Regions from separate parts of the Homo sapiens genome. Here region 2 is linked to region 1. Evidence: chromatin loops called from intact Hi-C (ENCODE). Cell type or tissue: Caco-2. All regions are shown on one strand. Links, peaks and the distances in the headings refer to the core of each region. The heading gives the core; the rest is flanking DNA.

Region 1 (11,325 bases), core at 1,670-9,669:
TGAAAGAAGAGAAACCCTCAACTCCATAGATTCACAAGGGGAGCATCGTGGGTCTTCTAGCAGAAAACAAACTGATGGTGTCTGGAACATTTTATATTTCTATCAGTTTTTCCATAGTGTTTGTATGTGAGTAATTTCAAAACAGATACCTAGAAAAGTCATATATATATTTATGGGTGTATATGTGTGCATGTGTGTGAATAACAACGTTGACCATAAATTATGAAGCTGAGTATATTTCACATATATAGTATTTATATTTTATTATAGTTCATTGTATAGTATTTCATTTGAAGAATTTATTATCTCTCTTTATAATTAAGAACGTACAGCTTTTATGAAGAAATCATTTCTCTTTTCCATTGTAATTTGTACCACATATATGTGCTTAACTATCATTGGTGAACCTCTAATTTTTTGGATGGTAAAGACATTCAATTTTAAATCAATGATAAGAATGGATCTTTGGGGTAGGTTTTATTTCATTATGAATTCTTATTTTATGCTTAGTAGAAAGCAAATAGAATTGTTGTTAGTTAATGATGCACACAATAAAATTGGAGTGAAAAACATATGTAGAGTAAATTTTGTATATGTATACCAAAACAGTACTAAAGAATACTAGATTTAATACCAGTATGTGAATAGCCTAGAATAAAAATCATTTCTATAATAGGAATGAAGAAACATGCTGATGATCATTTCAGTGCTGTTATAATTTTTTTATCTGTAGTTAGAAAAGTCATTGCTTCCACTTTTTGAATTAAAGGAAACCTTTTGTGAAGTTGACATCTGATGTCAAGTATTTCCATTTGTTTTTCTTAGCCACCTTGAGCCCCTGAATTTCCAATTTTCTCCTTTGTCTCCCATTCCTAATATTCCTCAAAAAAACTCAAATATTCTCTATCTTAAAAAAACAGGCCAATCAAAGGAGGGTATAGAAACTATAGAAGATAATCAAATGAAACTTTCCTCAAATGTTAAAAATTATGTAAAAATTACATAAAAATCTGTGAAATCTATATAATTGATAGGAAATGTATTAATGATATGTATTATTATAATGGTGTAAATGGTGAAATTACACAGTGTGTTGATGTATCCATTGATACCAAGTTCTATTATAAGAAGGAAATGTACAGCCTTGTTGAAGAGCTAAATTCTGTGTGACTGTGTTAATTCTTGGTGTTATGAAATTTTAACATTATTATGTAGAACTTAAAATAAGTTAACTCCACATCATATATATATCTATGTATCTATATCTATATCTATAGACATATATATATATATATATATATATATATCGCTTATCATACGTCCTCCCTAGTACAATGTAATCACCATAAAAAGAGAGGTCATATCTGTCTCGCTTTCTCTTGACTCACAGGACCTAAAAGCCAGCACAAAGAATAGTTGGTCAAAAATGATATGTTAATGAACACATAAGTGATTGGATAAATGGATAATTTGATGTGGTAAATCAGTGAAAATGAAGCTCATCATAAAATCTGCAGTTGCTTGAATTTTCTATTTTCAGGTTGAGGTTATAGGCTTTTTGAAGAAGAAGCATTTCTCAGAGCAAAAGTTTGGCTAGTCCACAATTCTAGGGGAAATATCACTGTAATATAGCTTTGATGCAGCTATATCAGGTGTGTGAAGTAGAGACAAGGTGGAACGTCAAAATTAGATGGCACTTATTCTAATGCTTTTTGAAAAGCATATTAAAGATTTTGGTATATTTGCACAGGGTCAGGGTCACCTGTGAGTGCCAGCTGCTCGGGGCTAGCAGACCCCATGACAAGAATGTTAGGGAACTTCCCAGCAGCTGCCAAACACACTTTTGTTTTTAGGGAACGTCTCTTTCTCCTTCAGTATGACTTATGCTGCCTTCAATGCTTTGCTGATACAAAAGAAGTAAACTCAAAAGAAGTAAAAATAAAAGCTAGCAAACTTTGCAACTGATTAAGTTGGTTGGAAATGTACCTAATCACTTTCTACTATGAATGATATATTTGTATTATGATATTTTCTAGCTGGTTATCATATACACAAAAAGGCATTTCATTTTTAAAAATTGAGTTTGTAACCAGTCACCTTTCTTACACATTATTTGTATATTTTTTTAGTATCCTTTCTAAATGAATGTTTTAATTGCCATGTTATAAACGCATGGAAAAGTGATGCAACTGAATGTATATCTTAGCTTTTGGTGTCTAAAACTAGAGCCAATGTCTGAGTTTACAGTGATGACATTTATTTGGGAAGGCAAGTCCAGGGCAGCAATGAGGGGTAAATGTGGAAACTGAGGCAAAAGAAGATGTAAAACCATGTGTCGTGATGTTGATATGATTTTGCTGGTGGCCACTTCACAATTAGTGAGACAGACAGCATGGTGGTCATCAGATGCATGCACTTGGCTCTCCATACTTTTCCAGAAGGGTTACAAGGGGAAGCCACAACAAATATTAGTCCGTGGAAGAGAGAAAAGGGAGAATGTATCCTAGCTGTCTTCTGTCTTCTATTTCCCTTTGGCCAAAGTTTGTTTGAGGCAGAACTACCATCTTTGCTTTTCTTCCTTACATTATCCAACCCCTTGGTGGCTGTTTGGGAAAGTCACACTAACCAATACCCCCATTTTTCTAAGAGATAGTTTTTTTTTAATTTATTTTTTCTCTTTTCCTCTCCCCTTTCCCTATGTTTCCCCGCTTTCTACTTAACTTTTTAGACATGCACATAGAACTGTTTACTTTCCCCCCACCAGACAGTCCCTTCGGGCGAGTTCATCTAACTATGTGCTCCACGAGGGATCTCTCCTTGAGACTTGACAGTTGATTTGCAGACAAAAGTATGCCCTCATGGAACTCTCACCTCCAGGGGTTCCCCTTAGACCTCACATCCATTAGGAGGGGATGTGGAAAGGATGCCCACGTGGCCACTTTTACAACTGCTGTCCTGCTCATTTCCTTCCCTACTTTATAAAACGTTCACTTTCTGCTCCAAAGATGAAGTGTCACGTTGGAAGGCAGGATGCTTTGTGCCCCTTCCAGCAAGCTAACTTCCAAATAAATTCTCTATTTTTATATCAGACCTTGTTCTTGTTAATTAGACTTTACATGAAGTGAGCAACTAAGCTTTTCTGTTACAAGACTTCATGCCCACAGATACATTCAAGTCCCAGGTGGAAGGATGATCTAGATCAGGCAAGGTGCTGACCATGGGAACAGGAGACAGTCAAGGGAATCTGAGGAAGCACATGTTTGTGTCCAATATAGTCCCCTCCTTGTGCCACTCAGATGTGCTCATGCCCTCCAACTGTGGCTGGTTTTATAAGCAGATGCCTTGTGTAGTTGCACGGGGTCTTGTGCTTGAGGGGCTTTTTGCTTGGATTAATGTTCTGCACTTGCATTTTTATTTTTCAGACAGCGGATAATCCTCCACTGAAGAGGGAATAGTTCTGCAGTAATTCCCTAGGGGTTTGCTTTCTCCTCTCCTACGGGCTTGATGGAGACAGGCACAGAGTCCTATGATGCCCACGTTGCATGCCTCTAGCAGCTTTGAATTCTGCTGGATCATCTGGCACAATGGGCCGAGCAGGTTGGGCCAGACCCTGTATCTGCTGTAGAGATATTATATGTTCTGGATTCCACTTGAAACCAGGAGTCTTTGCATTCATTCTGTAACCCATCTGGTTTTGGCAGAGGCTAGGTAGGTTAACTGAACAGGGATTTAAAAAGGACTTTATTAACACATCAGAGCAATATCCTCTACTGTGGTATTTTTGGACTCCAAAATCCCTAGAGGCTCAATAAACGCCGTGCTTCTCTTTTAGTGATAGGAAGTATATAGGAAGCCATTTACCTTAAACAGGATGTTTCTGCTCGGCATGGTGGTTCACGCCTGTAATACCAGCACTTTGGGAGACCAACGCAGGCAGATCACTGGAGGCCAGGAGTTTGAGACTAGCCTGAGCAACATGGTGAAACCCCATCTCTACTTAAAAAAAAATACAAAAAAATTTAGCCAGGCATGGTGGCCAATGCCCGTAAACCCAGCTACTCAGGAGGCTGAAGGATTTGAATTGATTGAACCCAGGAGGCGAAGTTTGCAGTGAGCCGGGATTGCAACACTGCATTCCGGCCTGGGCAACAGAGCGAGACTCTATCTCAAATATAAATAAATAAATTAATTAATTGATTTTTCAACATGTGGACCAGGAATATGGGACCCCTGAAAACAATATCTGCGTTGGTGTTCTCTAAATATTTTCAGGCATGTCTCTTTCTTCTGATATTTTATTTCTATTTAATGTTTAAGTATTTTACTATAATTAGGTAACTTTCCATTTCCTGGTTATTGTACCAATTACCGTAACATTATTAATATATTAAATTAACATGATGTTTTCCAAAATGTAAATTAAACTGAGAGCAGAAGTGACAAAGCCCTGACATAAAACAGTGAAGCAGTGCTCTTGTTTTTACCACACAAAGGCCAATTGTTTTAATCTGCTGACCCACCCATGGGTGTAAAATAAGAAACATTCACTAAATCAAGAGCCACATGCAAACTGCCAGGAGCTCTGCTCTGCTCAGGGAAGATACCACATCCTAGAGAGCATTTGTAAGTAGTGATTTAAATTTATGGAAATCTGCATTCATTTTATAGTGTATCTGGTTTTGGTAGAGGCCAGATAGGTTAAGTGGATAGGCATATAAAAAGACTACCATCCCCTGCAACTTTCAAGTGTTTTGTCATGGTAGTGATCAATTCCATTCCTTGGAGAATGTGATTATTATTTTTCAATCATTGTTGCCAGTGGAGGAGAATTTCACAGGCTTCCCCTTGGTTCTGCTCTAATAATGTCCCTGACTCTACAGGTCAGGAAGAAAGTGAGAGTCCTGCCAGCTGCCATGTGTGTCCATTACACATTCAAGAAGAGGCAATAACGGCAAACTGATTAGATCCACCTTGGGATGGACATGAGTCAAAACTCTAGGTAGCATCTGACCTTCAAAACTCCCTCTGCAGGCTGGGTATGATGGCTCATGCCCGCAGTCCCCGCACTTTTGGAGGCGGAGGTGGGAATATCTCTTGAGGCCCAGAGTTGCAGACCACCTTGGGCTACACAGTGACAGCCTGTCTGTACAAAAACTAAAAAACAGAAAAAACAACAACAAAAAATTAGTTTGGCATGGTGGTACTCACCTGTAGTCCCAGTTACCCAGAAAGATGAGACAGGAGACTCCTTTGGACCTATAACCAATATGCGAGTCCGTTGCTGGCCGCATGCAGTGTCCAGTTAACAAAAGTGAGGTCTGGTACAAAAGTAATGAATTTATTCCAAACCTAGCTTGGGGAAGGAGCACAAAGTGTCTTGCCTTTAAGTGTACCACTTCACCTTTGGAGCAGAAAGCAGACACTTTTATAAGGTAAGGAGGGATACTGAGCAAGGGTAGAGGGTCCTCATGCAGGCTTGGTGCCTTATCTATCAGACAGTTGAATTGGTGCCTTCCTGTGCAGAAGTAACTTGTAAAAGTGGCCAAGTGGGTATGCTTTCAATATGCCCTTCTGTTGGGTGAAAGTCCTCAGGCAACTCCCAGAGTGGAGCACAGTCTGGAAGTTCCAAGTCCATTTCCTGGAGGTAAACATTCCTTGGTGGGTGTGCTTTGGTCTGCAAATTGACTGTCAATTCTCAGAAGAGATCTGTCTTGCTGCACATAGTTAGAAGAACGTGCCCTGCAGGGAATGTCTAGTGAGTGGGGGTGAAAGGTTATATTTGCATTTATGAAGGGCTAAGCAGGAAACAGGGAACAAAAGGAAAGGGGAGATAAGAGAAAATAATAATAAAAAAATAGTAACTCATTCCCTGTTTCTTAGAAAAAATGGGGCACTCTGTTACAAACCCAGGAATTCAAGGCTGTAGTGAGTTATGATTTGCCACTGTACTACATACCTCCTAAGTGAAGGATTGAGACTGTGTATCTAAAAAACCCAAATGCAAATAACACACACACAAAAAGAAAATTTTAAAAAATCTCCCACTTCATCTCATGGACTGCAGTGTCTTTTGAGTACCCAGATATTACTGTTAGTTCAGGCTCTGTTGGAGTGGCCAATATCTGGTTTACTGGAGGCAATTTGGTACGAGTCTGCAGCAACTTCAAGTCTAACCTCCTCAGAAGAAAGAATTCAACTGAGGGGCATAAGGCGGAAAAAGAGACTGAGGGAAGTTTCTGAGCAGCAATGGAAGTTTATTAAAAAGATTTAGAGCAGGAAAGAAAGGAAAGTACACTTGGAAGAGACCACAGTGGGCATTTTGGAGGTCAAGTGCAGTGTTAGACCTTTGACTTGTGGTTTTATATGTTGGTATACTTCTGGGGTCTTGTGTTCCTTTTCCCACGATTCTTCCCTTAGGGTCTTGTGTTCCTTTTCCCATGATTCAGCCCCTTAGGGTGGGCTGCTCACATGTGTGGTGGCCTGCTAACACTTTGGAGGTGAGCATGCGCAGTGTGTTTACTGGAGTTGTACACATGCTTGCATGAGGCATTCTTCCCTTTTTTGGTGGAATGCCCCCAGAAGGTTGTTTTCTACCCTTTTCTCTCTTAACACGTATGCCTCAGCCTACTCGCCCTATTCCTGAGCTGCTGACTAGCAATTTTAAGCATCTTTACTTATTGTGAAATTGCCTCTCCCTGGTGCCTGTGAGCAATTATCATTTTTAGAGAGGCAGTGTGACAACTGCCAGGCCATCACCTGATGGCCACCTGACATTCCTGGTGGGTGGTGAGAGCCTTCTTCTGCCCCGCTCATGCCTGACTAACTATCTACTGTAAGAGCCCTATACCTAAAAGTCTCAGATGGTGTGGATGTGTGTCCTTTCCTCTGGGTACTGTTATCTGGGAAATGGCTACAGGTCTTTGAGAAAGCACCGTATGAATACGTCCTGAATATTCTTGTGGTGAATTTTCAGCATCCTTTTCAAGGGGACTTACACTTTCCTTCAATTATTGAATTCTTGTTCTCGGAATTGGCTCAGTCCTGACAACAGGTTGAGGTTCTTTGATTTTCCACTTCAAAGGCTGACCTCAGGAATCAGTTTTTCAGCCTTTGAAGTGAAAAGGCTTGCTCTTGGTTTATAAGTATTTTTCAAAGTATGAAGCCTCTTTAACTATTGGCTTATGAACTCATTCCAAGAAGCTGATGCTGTCATCAGTTCATTGATTCTGACATTTGCAAGATCACCAGAGAGTCTATGTTCCCAAGGTTAGTCATCATGTTGCATGCTCTATTAGCTGCATTGAACTTAGTTTATTTAGATTTCAGGATGCTGCCCTCTCCTGATTTTATCCTTATCCACTGGGCACTACTTCTCAATCTCCTTTGCTAGTTCTCTTTTGTCTCTAAACTGAAAATATCAGACTGCCCAAGGTCTCAATTCTTCAATCTCTACAATGATGCCTGTTGTGTTGGTGATCTCATGTAATCTCTTTACTGACAATGTAGCCAAGTGATTCAACAGACAGGAATAAGGCTGATTATCCATTTATATTATTTATTTATTCACGCATGTTGGCATATAGCACATTATGTAAATATTTTTCCTTCAAATGTCAAATGTACATTTTGAAGTAACAGTACCAGGGTGGATGCTGTGGCTTAAGCCTGTAATTGAGCACCTTGGGAGGCTTAGGCAGGCAGATTTCTTGAGCCCAATTATTGGAGACCAACCTGGGAAACATGGTGAAACCCAGTCTCTAGTAAAAATACAACAATTAGCCAGGTATAGTGGTGTCCACCTGTAGTCCTAGCTACTTGGGAGGCCAAGGTGGGAAACAGATTGAGGCTGGGAGCTATAGATTGCAGTTAGCCAATCTCAAACCACTGCACTCCAGTTTAGGCTCCAGAGTGAGACCATGTCTCAAAAAATAAAAATCTAGGGAGAATCAATAATATTTTTGCTTGAATTTCCACTAAATGAGATTGAGGGTAGCCCAGCATCTAATTTAGTTTTATTTAAAATAGTAATTTTAATATCAATAGATTGATAGGCAGGGGATTATTATTATTATAGACATAATGATCTAAGTAGAGAAATACACAGATAGAATTATGGTTGATTAACCCACTTGTATTACTTGCAATTGTACAGTTAGTATGTTTTAGTATCTTAGTTACTAATCTCACTTTTTACATTTAGCTCTATAATCAATTAAATATGAGTTATTTTTTGTGTATGGTGTGAAATAAGAATAGAAATTTATCTTTATGCATGTGGATATTCAATGTTCTCAGTATCATTTGTTGAAAAAATGATTAATTCCTATTGAACTGCAGTGGTACCATTTTTGAAATCAATTACCATCAATGTCAGTGTTAATTTCTGGACTCTCAGTTGTGTTTCATTGTTCTTTTGTCTACTGTAATGCCAGTACCACAGAATTCTGATTAGTGCAGCTTTGTAGTTAGCTTTGAAACCAGAAAGTGTAATCCTCCAAATGTGTTATTTTATCAAGATTTATTTTGGTGATCTGGTCACTGGGTATTTTCAGATATATTTTAGGACTGGTTTTTCACTTTTTGCAAAACAGGCTTGTTGGGATTTGATAGGGATTGCACTGAGTATATAAGTTGACCCTTCACCTGCAAAGACTCTCCTTGTGCTGGATTTCAGTTCAGCTGGCCCTCCTTGCTTGTACAACTCTGTGATGAATTGAATATATAATTTTTGCCTTTTATTACTCTTATCCTAGTTGTTGCAGAAGGATATCTTGCCTTTCTGAACCTTCTGTATTCTGCTCAAAAATGGAAGTTCTCAGCTAGGTGCAGTTCACGCCTGTATCCAAGCATTTTGGGAGACCAAGGTGGGAAGATCGTATGAGCCCATGTTTTCAAGACCATACTGGGCAACATAGGGAGACCCCATTTCTACAAAAAAACTGAAAAATTAGCTGGCTGTGTTGGTGCACGCCCATAGTCACAGCTACTCCAGAAGCTGAGGTGGGAGGATCTCTTGAGCCCAGGAGTACAAAGCTGTAGTGAACTACCACTGCACTCCAGCCTAGGCGACAGAGCAACATCCTTTCTCAAAACAAAAAAGGAAAAGTGGAAGTTTTCACTGGTATCTTTTAAGTATCAAGTAACACAGAATCGAAAGAATAACTAATAATCCTCGGTTCCTGCCTGCACTGAACATGTAAAATTGAAAGCAGTTATACATATACTATACTAGCACCTCATAAGGACTACCCAGAGTATTATTATCATCTGCGTTTTATACATAATTATACTGAGGTAGAGAGAATTCGTAAAATGGAGTCTCAGATCATAGCTATATAAAGCAGAAAATCTGGCTTCCTGTCCTGGCAGACTGACTCCAAGATCTTCTCCTAGAAACAATTATACTATAACAACTGGAAAGAAATAATATCCAATATTGAAGACCGATTTTTAACATCTATTCATCTTAAACCATTAAATAATAAAAAATACATTAGAGAAAAATAAAAGTGAAAATTCACATACAGAGAAGTGTAGGCTCTTCAATGGAATACACATGTTTTTTAAGTGCCCAAGGAATATTTACAAAATTGCTAAATATTTTAATTAAACAATTCATATTTAAATATTAACTAGACTCAAGAAAATGACTTACTCAAAAGCCTAAGCATGAGACACAAGTTTATAAATATTGAAAATGGGCTGAAAACATGATTGGGAAATTAGGGCTATTTCAACTTGGATGACCTGCCTGAAATTCATTTTCCATTTTGGAAATTACAGGACAATAATTCCTCCCATCCATGAGGAGCATGTATGTGTGTGGGCACATAAGTTTGTGTTAATGAGCTTGTTAAGAATAAAGTTATACAAAAGTATTAGTTAGCAGCAACCAGATTTTAAGGAATGTTGGCCTTCCTGGGCTTCCCAAGAAAACCTTGGAGTCTTTTAATAAGAAAACTTTGGATTCTGTCTACATAAATCTGACATTGAAAAAATAAATTCACAGTGGTCATGATTCTGGTTATGACCAAGTTCCATATGACAGTTTAGACATCCAATGTAGGAATTATGAGTTGGGTTTTAAAATTTCCATAACAACTGACATTGCTGAACACAAATTATGGAGAGGTTAAACAAGGAAAAATATTGCAAAACAATGAAGGAAAATATGTCTGTATTTGCATGCTAGCAAATGAGAATTCACCTTTCACTTCAACAACAGCATGAAAAATTTCATCTTATAGCCAGGACATAGTGTTTGAATAGAAATTTAATTGAGCTGTTTTGGGAATTATTGTGTTCTCCATAAAGACAGCCTCAAACTCATCCATTAGCACACCCTGGTGCTTTCCTGTTTGACACTGGTCAGAGAATGTAAAAGGAAAAAGAACATTACTGCACATTCAGAAATCAGGTGCACATAGAATTTAAGGTCAGGACCTTACAGAGAATCTTGTCCAGTGATAATACGCCTGCCTTAAAAAAATTCAGACATGGTAGGTTTATTACCAATCTTTTTTTGTGCTAGTAATGGTAGAATTTATTTTTTCCTGTGGACACCTACGTTAAACTTATAGACTACTTTTACATTTTAACATTTTTTTCCTTTGAGTTCTTTTAGGAGTTGTTAAACAATCCTGAAATTTCCCTTACAATATGCTACAAACTAATCATAATTTCTCAAATTCATTTGACATAATGATTGATTAAAGAAATATGTGTAGTATAATTACACCTGCTCATAACAAGAGTATTTGAAACTTCAAGAAAAAATAGAGAAATTAATAAAGAAATATGAATAAATATATGGAATATATAATTCATTCTTAATAAATGTGCATGAAATCAGTCATGTAATTAAAAAGCAACATAATTTTTTGAACTAAAAATACATTCTGAATTATAATAGAAAAATGTTTCTAAAATGTTAACTTTAATAATAGTGTATGTAAATATCAGTGTAAAATTTAATCTGATGTTACTAATTTTGGAAAGGATATGACACAATAGAAATTTTCATACACTACTCTTAGGATTATAAAGTACAATTACTTTGGCTGAATATGGCATTACCTGATTAAGGCGAAGTATTTTTTATTGTACCACACTTTAGAATGTGGTAAAATGAAACAATATCAAGTAAATCATTGGGAATATGTTGGTTTTAAGTTATTCTTGATGAAATATTACCTGAGGGTGTTTGTCTAGACCTGATACTGAGAATAATATAAGAATTATAAGGCCATGAAGAAAAATTAAAATAGTGTTCTCCCATTGCCCTGAATTCCAGCACTTAGGAAACATGATTGAAGTCACATTTAC
Region 2 (10,443 bases), core at 401-8,400, 54 kb before region 1:
TGTGCTTGAGGGGCTTTTTGCTTGGATTAATGTTCTGCACTTGCATTTTTATTTTTCAGACAGCAGATACTCCTCCGCTGAAGAGGGAATAGTTCTGCAGTAATTCCCTAGGGGTTTGCTTTCTCCTCTCCTACGGGCTTGATGGAGACAGGCACAGAGTCCTATAATGCCCACGATGCATGCCTCTAGCAGCTTTGAATTCTGCTGGATCATCTGACTCAATGGGCAGAGCAGGTTGGGCCACAGCCTATACCTGCTGTAGAGATATCTTATGTTCTGGATTCCACTTGAAACCACTAGTCTTTGCATTCATTCTGTAACCCATCTGGTTTTGGCAGAGGCTAGGTAGGTTAACTGAACAGGGATTTAAAAAGGACTTTATTAACAAGTCAGAGCAATATCCTCTATTGTGGTATTTGTGGACTCCAAAACCCCAAGAGAGTCAATAAACACTGTGCTTCTCTTTTAGTGATAAGAAGTATTTATAGGGCAACAGGCCACTTACTTTAAAAAGGATGTTTCTGCTGGGCATGGTGGCTCACCCCTGTAATCCCAGCACTTTGGGAGGCCAAGGTGGGCAGATCACTTGAGGCCATGAGTTTGAGACCAGCCTGGCTAACATGGTGAAACCAGGTCTCTACTTTAAAAAAAAAAAAAATTGCCAGGCATGGTAGCACATGGCTGTAAATACAGCTAGTAAGGAGGCTGAAGGATTTGAACTGATTGAACCCAGGAGGCGAAGTTTGCAGTGAGCCGAGATGGCACCAGTGCACTCTAGCCTGGGCAACAGAGCAAGACTCTGTCTCAAAAATAAATATATAAATAAATAAATGGATTTTTCGACATGTAGACCAGGAATATGAGACCTTAAAAACAATATCTATGTTGCAGGTTTCCAAATATTATCAGGTGTATCTCTTTCTGCTAGTATTTTATTTCTATTTAACGTTCAAGTATTTTACTATATTTAGGGACCTTTCCATTTCCTGGTTATTGCACCAATTACTGTAACATTATTAATAAATTAACATGATGTTTTGCAAAATGTAAATTAAACTGAGAGCAGAAGTGACATCGCCCTGACATAAAACAGTGAAGCAGCACTTTCGTTCTTACCAAACAAAGGCCAACTGTTTTAATCTCCCGACCCACCCGTGGGTGAAAAACAAGAAATATTCACTTAATCGAGAGCCACATGCAAAGTGCCAGAAGCTCTGCTCTGCTCAGGGAAGATACCACATCCTAGAGAGCATTTGTAAGTAGTGATTTAAATTTATGGAACTCTGCCCTCATTTTATAATGTATCTGATTTTGGTAGAGGCCATTTAGGTTAAGTGGAGAGGGATGTAAAAAGACTACCATCCCCTGTAACTTTCAAGTGTTTTGTCATGGTAGTGATCAATTCCATTCCTTGGAGAATGTGATTATTATTTTTCAATCCTTGTTGCCAGTGGAGGAGAATTTCGCAGGCTTCGCCTTGGTCCTGCTCTAATAGTGTCCCTTACTCTGCAGGTCAGGAAGAAGGTGAGAGTCCTGCCAGCTGCCATGTTTGTCCATTTCAATTACATGTTCAGGAAGAGGTAATAACAGCAAACTGATTAGATCCACCTTGGGATGTACATGAGTCAAAAATCTAGGTAGCATCTGACCTTCAAAAACTCCCAGTGCAGGCTTGGTATGATGGCTCTTGCTTGCAATCCCGGAACTTTGGTAGGCACAGTTGGGAATATCTATTGAGGCCAGGAGTTCCAGACCACCCTGGGCTACATGGTGAGAGCTTGTCTCTACAAAAACTAAAAAAAGAAAAAACAACAACAAAAATTAGTTTGGCATGGTGGTGCTCACCTGTAGTCCCAGTTACACAGAAGGATGAGGCAGGATACTCCCTTGAACCTGAAAACAATATGCGAGTCAGTTGCTGGTGGCATCCAGAATCCAGTTAAAAAGAGTGAGGCCTGGTTCAAAAGTAATGAATTTATTTCAAACCTAGCTTGGGGAAGGGGCACAAAGAGTCCTGCCTTTAAGTGTACCACTTCACCTTTGGAGCAGAAAGCAGACACTTTTATAAGGTAAGGGGGGTTATTGAGCAAGGGTAGAGGGTCCTCCTGCAAGCTTGGTGCCTTTTCTACCATGCAGGGGTCTGTCCAGCAGACCCTGACTCAATGACAGAGGAATAACATACACCGACATGTATGTTTTGCTTGTCAGTCCAGCCGAGCATCCGGGCCACTTAACAGACTCTAAGGAAGAGTGCTGTCAGCTGCCGCCCCAACTTGCTGGCCTTCTTGGCATTTATTTAGAACACATTAAATGACAAAAACTTTGAGTCAACACCATTAGAGGGTAATCAACTCTGTCACCTTCCCCCAGGAGAGCAATCCTGCCTGTGAGTGATGAAAGGTTAGCTTTAGGACTACCTGAGTAAACAAGCTCTTTAGATAAACTACTCTACATTCCTTTGTGTCTGTGCCCAAAGTGCTCTGGCTCTGGCAAAGAGACTGGCTGCCTTCAGCCAAACTATCTGAAGTTATGCAAAAACTTTTGGTCTTCCAAGAAGGTCTTTTTTTTATTTTATAATTTTCCCTACCATTCTGACTGAACCCCTGCACTACCAGATAGTTGAATTGGCACCTGCCTTTGCAGAAATACATTATAAAAGTGGCCAAGTAGGTATGCTTTCCATATGCCCTCCTGTTGGATGAAAGTCCTTAGGTAATTCCTAGAGTGGAGCAGAGCCTGGAATTTCCTGGTCCACTTCCTGGAGGTAAAAATTCTGTGGTGGGTGTGTTTGGTCTGCAAATTGACTGTCAGTTCTCAGGAGAGATTGGTCTCGGAGCACATAGTTAGAAAAATGTGCCCTGCAGGGAATGTCTAGTGAGTGGGGGTGAAAGGTTCTATTTGCATTTATGAATGGCTAAGCAGGATACAGGGAACAAAGGGAAAGGGGAGAGAAGAGAAAATAATAATAAAAATCATAATTCATTCTCTTTTTCTTAGAAAAAAATGGGGCAATCTGTTACAAACCCTGGAATTCAAGGCTGTAGTGAGTAATGATCATGCCACTGTACTAGATACAGCCTGGGTGACAGATTGAGACTGTCTCTCTGAAAAAGCCAACGCAAATAACACAGAAAACAAAAGAAAATTAAAAAGAAAATCTCCTACTCCATCTCATGGACCACAGTGTCTTTTGGGTACCTAGATAATTAGTGTTAGTTCAGGCTCTGCTGGGGTGGCCAATATCTGGTTTACTGGTGGCAATTTCATACGAGTCTGCAGCAACGTCAAGTCTTGCCTCCCCAGAGGAAGGAATTCAACTGAGGGGCATAAGTAAGAAGAGACTGAAGGAAGTTTCTGAGCAGGAATGGAAGTTTATTAAAAAGAGAGCAGGAAAGAAAGGAAGAGACTTTATTGGAAGTCTCTTGGAAGACACTTGGAAGAGACCACAGCGGGCACTTTGGAGATCAAGTGCAGTGTTAGATCTTTGACTTGTGGTTTTATATGTTGGTATACTTCTGGGGTCTTGTGTTCCTTTTCCCATGATTCAGCCCCTTAGGGTGGGCTGCTCACATGTGTGGTAGCCTGCTAACACTTTGGAGGTGAGCATGCGCAGTGTGTTTACTGGAGTTGTACACATGCTTGCCTGAGGCATTCTTCCCTTTTTTGGTGGAATGCCCACAGAAGGTCATATTCCACCATTTTCTCTCTTAACACGCATGCCTTAGCCTACTCACCCTATTCCTGAGCTGCTGACTACCAATTTTAAGCGTTTTTATTTATTGTGAAATTGCCTCTCCCTGGCGCCTGTGACCAATTATTATTTTTAGAGAGGCAGGGTGTCAACTGCCAGGGCATCAGCTGATGGCCACCTGACATTCCTTGTGGGTGGTGGGAGCCCTCTTCTGCCCCACTCATGCCTGACTAACTACGTACTGTAAAAGCCCTATACCTAAAAGTCTCAGATGGTATGGATGTGTGTCCTTTCCTCTGGGTACTGTTTATCTAGGAAATGGCTGCAGGTCTTTGAGAAAGCATCATATAAATACATTCTGAATATTCTGTGGTGAATTTTCAGCATCTGTTATCAAGGGGACTTAAGCTTCCCTTCAATTATTGAATTCTTGTTCTTGGAATTGGCTCAGTCCTGACAACTGGTTGAGGTTTCTTGATTTTCCACTTCAAAGGCCGACCTCAGGAATGAGCTTTTCAGCTCCATTTTGCTCTTGGTTTATAAGTATTTATCAAAGTGTGAAGCCTCTTCAACTATTGGCTTATGAACTCATTCCAATGAAGCTACTGCTGTCATCGTTTCATTGATTCTGACGTTTCCAAGATCACCAGAGTCTATGTTGCCAAGGTTAGTCTTCATGTTGCATGCTCTATTAGCCACATTGAACGTAGTTTATTTGCATTTCAGGATGATGCCCTTTCCTGATTTTATCTTTGTTCACTGGGCACCACTCCACTTCTCATTCTCCTTTGCTAGTTGTCTTTTGTCTCTAAACTGAAAACATGAGATTGCCCAAGATCTCAATTCTACAATCTCTGCAATGATGCCTGTTGTGTTGGTGATCTCATGTATTCTCCTTACTGACAATGTAGCCAAATCAGTTAACAGACAAGCGTAAGGGTGATTATCCATTTATATTAATTATTTATTCACACATCTTGGCATATAGCACATTATGTAAATATTTTTCCTTCAAATGTCAAATTTACATTTAGAAGTAACAGTACCAGGTTGGATGCTGTGGCTCAAGCCTGTAATTGAGCACCTTGGGAGGTTTAGGTAGACAGATTTCTTGAGCACAATTATTGGAGACCAACCTAGGAAACATGGTGAAACCCAGTCTCTAGCAAAAATATGACAATTAGCTAGGTGAGGTGGTGTCCACCTGCAGTCCTAGCTACCTGGGAGGCTAAGGTGGGAGGATAGCTTGAGGCTGGGAGCTGTAGAGAGCAGTGGAGAGCAGTGAGCCAATCCGAAACCACTGCACTCCAGTTGGGGCTACAGAGTGAGACCATGTCTCAAAAAATGAAAAATAGAAGTAATAATACCAAAAATCTAAGGGAAAAGATGGAGTATTAATAATATTTTTGCTTGAATTTCCACTAAATCAGAGTGAGGGTGACCCACCATCTAATTTAGTTTTATTTAAAATAGCATTATACATATTGATAGATTACTATGCAGGGGATTATTATTATTATAGAAATAATGATCTAAGTAGAGAAATATACAGATGGAATTATGGTTGATTAACCCACTTATATTACTTGCAGTTGTACAGGTAGTATGTTTTAGTATCTTAGTTACTAATCTCACCTTTTACGTATAGCTCTATAATCAAATATGAGTTATTTTTTGTGTATGGTATGAAATAAGAATATAAATTTATCTTTATGCATGTCCTCCAAATGTCTTTCAGACCTCCAAATGGATAAACAAATTGTGGCATACTTATACAATGGAATACTATACAGTGATCAAAATTAATGAACTAGACAGACATGTTTACAACAGAATAATACAACAAAGAAAATGAACAAATTTGAGCTACATAGATAATAATACTCACAAATGTGAGAGGAATTATCAAGATGGAAAAATACATTCAGTATAATCTCATTTACATAAAGTTCAAGAAAAATATTTTTAATATATTGTAATTTGTTACATTGGTGATAAAACTCTACAGTGAAACATATGAGTGATCATCATAACAATTGGGATAATCAGGAGGGAGGAGATAAACGGGAAATATCAGCAAGAAGACATATATTGGGAGTGTCTGGATTACTGGCAAATTCTATTTTCTGACCAAGGTGTGGTAACATCGATGTTAATGTTATAATTTTTTCTCTTACTGTTTATTAGGTTTTATTATGCTCCATATGTAAGTTATGCTCCCCAATAAAAAAAAAAAGTTAAAAAAGCAGAAACATAAAATACATTCCTACATATAAAATTAGGGTGATACAGCATATTCTTATAGATACCATTGTTATTAGAGTATTTGCTGAATAAAGGAGAATAGAGCATTATGGTACTAAGAAATCCAAGTTAAAATTTAAAATTTTTCTTATTGTTTTGAGACAGGGTCTCTCTCTGTTGCCCAGGCTGGAGTGCACAAGCAGAATCTTGGCTCAGTGCAACCTCTGCTATCCAGGCTCAAGTAATTCTCCCATCTCAGCTTCCAGAGTAGCTAGGACAACAGGCGTGCACCACCACGCCCTGCTAATTTTTTCTGTTTTTGGTAGAGACAGGGTTTTGGCATGTTTCCCAGGCTGGACTTGAACTCCTGTGCTCAGGCAATCCAACTGCCTCAGCCTTCCAAAATGCTGGGATTACAGATGTGAGCCACTAGACCTGCCCTGAAACTTTTCTTAAATTAATATTTTTTTAAAAAGAAGACATAAGCAAGAACTGTAAATCCACCTTCTTAATGCTAATATGAATTTGAAACATCAAAACTTGAATATTTATGACAGCTAAACACCTTTTTTCTTATTTCCAATTTAATTATTTATAATACACATGTCAAAGTGTCACAAAGTCATGAATTTCCAATAAATTATAGTATGATGGAGGTTAAATATATAGACCTATTATCCCAAAATGTGTCTCTAAATGAAATATTTGTATTCATATTGTTAGCATTCTAATTTCACAATACTAATCATGTGTACACCTGTGTGTTGGGTAAAATATTTTGTTAATATAAATTTTTTGATTCTGCATTGGAGAAAAAAATCATAGAAAGGCAAATTTGTTAAGGTATAAAACATATTTAGCATGATCTTTGAGCATGTTTGTGCATATATAATGCTACTTTCACTGCTATAGTAAAATGATCCAGATTTAGTCACCATAGCTAAGAATGTGAAAAAGGCTTGCAAGAATTTGGCTTGCTAATGATGCTATTAAAAGATGAAATGAAGTTGATATACTGTATTATTGCAGAGAGTATTTTTCTATATTCATATTGAAAAATGCCCAAAAAGCCCCAAAATAGAATCCTAATTATTGGATGTCACTTTTGCTATGAATTTTTAAAATGTAGTAAAAGAAAAAGAAGCAAAGAAATTCTTGAAAATATGTTGGTTTTACATTATTCTTGATGAACTACCACATGAGGATACTTCTCTAGGCCTGATGCTGAGAATCATAGAAGAAACATGAGGCCATGAGGAAGAATAGTAGGGTTCTCTCACTACCCTGAACTCCAGTACTTAAAAAACAAGATGGAAATCACATTTATCAAATAGCATTCTCCCTTTTACCTGCCATAATTATTATCATCATCATCTATATATACATCTATCTCATTAAATGATATATTTTTGAAATATTTAAATACATAATTTGGAAAATAAGTAATTTTTAAAAGACCATCATTGTGGGAAAGTTACAGGAGTAAACAGCAAAGCTTAGTCATGCTCAATACATGTAGATTTAGAAATTAAGTATAGCTTATTTTACAATATATTGCTTAAGCAAATAATTATTTATAGATGAGCTTAAACTAATCTTTGTTTCATTATGATCACTATAGAAACAATTTAGATTTTAGTGTAACTAAAACTAACCAGTAAGAAGGACAAAGCAAATGATACATTTTATGAGCTAGCTTTTATTTCTAAGAGAGGATTTTAGGACCAAATAGTCAAACAGAGTTAAGACCTCAGATCTTCTGTCACACTTGTGTGAGTGATGGTGGAGTTCGAAAGTTATAGTTCTATAAACAAAACTATACTCACGGATAGGGATTAAATGGTGGAATTCTTTAGAAACACCAGATTCAGTTTTGTTTCCATGAGACTTAAAGTTCTTCAATCTTTCATAAACTTGTATGTACTGTTTTACTCTTTGATCTTTTAAAGATTGTTATAAATGAAGAAGTCTTGATTTCTGCTAATAAAAACAGAGTAAAATTTAAATCATGGAATAGAAAGGTGGAGCTGTGGTTGAGATATTATATTTTATTAATTGTAATGACATTTTGAGATCCAGTGCTGCTCACTGAATTTCCCTGTGAGGAGAGTTTGTGGTGATGACCCAGCAACAGACAAGCTACTATCCAAAAAAAGCTACTCACATCAAATCAATTTCCAGTTTCTTCCAAGTTGCAGGAGAATGCGTAGACCATAATTTTAATCTCTTCTGTGACCTAAGTATTACAAAAAGAAGAAAATCACTACAATTTTCATGTCAGGTGTGCTAAAAATTTACAAAAACTATTTTTTAAGAAGTTGGTGTTATAAATACTTTGTTTAGTTTCTCCATTAAAAAATGATTTATAGCAAGAGAATAAAAGTTCATTTCTACCCCTAAAACAATAAGATAAAAAAGAGTAATGAATATTGAGAATCCAATAGACAGAGTTGAGAACCAGTTAAACATAAGAAAGAATTAGTGAATTGGAAGATAACTGCCCAGAATGAAGCATAAAGAGACCAAGAGGTAGAAAATATAAGGCTAGAGGGTCAGAGACATTGAAGCTACAATCAGAACAACTAACATACTTCTGCAGTTCCAGAAGATTAGAAGAGAGAAAATGGGCCAGAAGCATTGTGGAGATTTTTCCAAAAGTGGTAAAGTGTATCAGTTCATATATTTTTAGAAACCATCAAACTTCAGACAAGATAACTAAAACCAAATTAATATAAAATGACAGGACATCAAAGACCAATAAAAAACCTGAAAGGTAACTAAAGGAAAAGACAGATTATGTTAAAGGGAATAACTGTCTAAATGACAACCTGATTTTCAACAGACAAAAATGAAGCTAGAATTCAATGGAATCATGCCTTCAGTGCATTTCAAAAGTAGAATAGACCTTGATAAACAGAAACTTAAAATGATATTTTTTTCAGATAATAGAAAAATTATTATTATTATCAGTATTATTCTATGTGGAGTTGGAGTCTCAATCTGGTGTCCAGGCTGGAGTTCAGTGGTAGGATCATGGCTTACTGCAGTCTGGAACTCCCGGGATCAAACCATCCTCCCACCTCAGCCTTGTGAGTAGCTTCCTTATGCCTGGCTTTTTCATTTATTGTAGACACAGTTTCGCTGTGTTGCACAGGCTGGTCTTGAACTCCTGGGTGTTCCTGACTCAGCCTTACAAAATGTTGAGATTATGGGTGTGAGCCACCCTGCCTTGCCAATAAAAGGACTTTTTGAAACTATTAAATTGAATATGCAAAAAGGAATACAAATTAATGAAGTGGTAAATATGTGCATAATTCTAAATGAATGTTTACTGCATAAAATAATAATGTCTTGTTGGGGTAATTATATAATTGATAAGATACATGCAAATGGCAAAAAATAGAATGGAGGTAAAGCTGACAGGAGTACATTTAGTTAAATTATCTTTTAAACTTTTCTATGTCTATGAGGATATTTTGCACAATGACCCTGTAATTCTACTCAAAGGTATATATACAGAGGAATTGCATCAAATGATATATGAAAGAATGCTCTAGTAGAATTATTCGTAACTGTTCAAAAAAGAAGCTGGCCAAATATATATTAAGGATAGATCAATCATTACAGTAAATCCACACAATGGAACAGTATAGAGAAGTGAAAAAAAATCACATGTACTTGCAACTATGTGACTAAATTTCAGAAACACAATGTTGAGTCCAAGAAGCCACAAACAAGAAGAACATGTAGGATTGCACCTACACGCAGTGCAAAGCAGGCCAGACCAAGCGATGGAGTTTAGGGTTGCATACCTAGTTGGTAAAGTGTAAAGAAAATTAAGGAAATAATCACCATAAATTTTGGATATTGCTTATCTCAGGAGGTATGAAGAAATGTTTAGGGACTTGGAAAGTGGCATGGAGGTGGACCTAGGTTGTGTTTGGTGTTCCTTGTCTTGCCTGCATCATGGTTACTTGAATGTTTATGATACACTGCGGTATTTCCCATTTTTGTTTTGGTTCATTTCTAAGTGTGCATTATAATTTTAATGTAAAATGTTTAATTAGGAGATATGTCTCATAGAAATTATTATTATTCATCTCATTATATACTGATGGCAATAATAAACTATTTGTATACATTGTTATACAACTCTAAGGGAGTTGAAGTGAGCACTTTCTTATTTAGTTGCAACGTGAGGAAATTTGAGATGATGTTATCCTCCAACCCCAGAACTTTCCAATGGATTTCTTCTAGCCTTAATTATCGACCTCACAAGAACAAACCTTTGCAATTTCCCATCTGTTTTTGCTTTTGGCTCCTGAATTCCTGACACAACAAGGTTGTACATATTTCCCACACTCTTGGTTTAGCAGAGTTGATTTATCAGTTATGTTTTTCTGCAAGAGAAAAACCCTCCAAACTACATTAGATGTTTATATCTCACATGTTGTTGGATTTCATTTTTTTTAAGCTGGGTTTGGTGGATGGCTCTGTTTATTTGAAAT

The links. A loop is a pair of places that touch in the nucleus more often than their neighbours do. Peaks named below come from ENCODE experiments on the same cell type or tissue, not always from the same donor. Only the 100,000 strongest peaks of a DNase experiment are listed, where the experiment ranks them.
Region 2: a loop joins it to region 1, with 8 times the contacts of the local background. A loop is called at or near these places in 50 of 110 quality-filtered maps.

The regions. Positions count from the first base shown.
Region 1 is chr12:11,010,346-11,021,670 of GRCh38, reverse strand. All of the region lies in intron 3 of PRH1-TAS2R14 (PRH1-TAS2R14 readthrough), which reads left to right. The region is part of intron 3 of PRH1-PRR4 (PRH1-PRR4 readthrough); the gene reads left to right. It overlaps TAS2R19 (taste 2 receptor member 19), which reads left to right. Exons shown (of 1, transcript NM_176888.2): 1 at 1-52. It also overlaps a transcript of PRH1 not described here. Among named protein-coding and RNA genes, the nearest start is that of TAS2R19, 6.6 kb to the left of the region's middle. In Caco-2, for the core only: no CTCF peak of the experiment used is centred there; a DNase peak (open chromatin) is centred at 5,730.
Region 2 is chr12:11,063,513-11,073,955 of GRCh38, reverse strand. The region is part of intron 1 of PRH1-TAS2R14 (PRH1-TAS2R14 readthrough); the gene reads left to right. All of the region lies in intron 1 of PRH1-PRR4 (PRH1-PRR4 readthrough), which reads left to right. It also overlaps a transcript of PRH1 not described here. Among named protein-coding and RNA genes, the nearest start is that of TAS2R46, 6.4 kb to the right of the region's middle. RefSeq lists an enhancer at 2,011-2,705 and a silencer at 6,139-6,339. In Caco-2, for the core only: no CTCF peak of the experiment used is centred there; no DNase peak of the experiment used is centred there.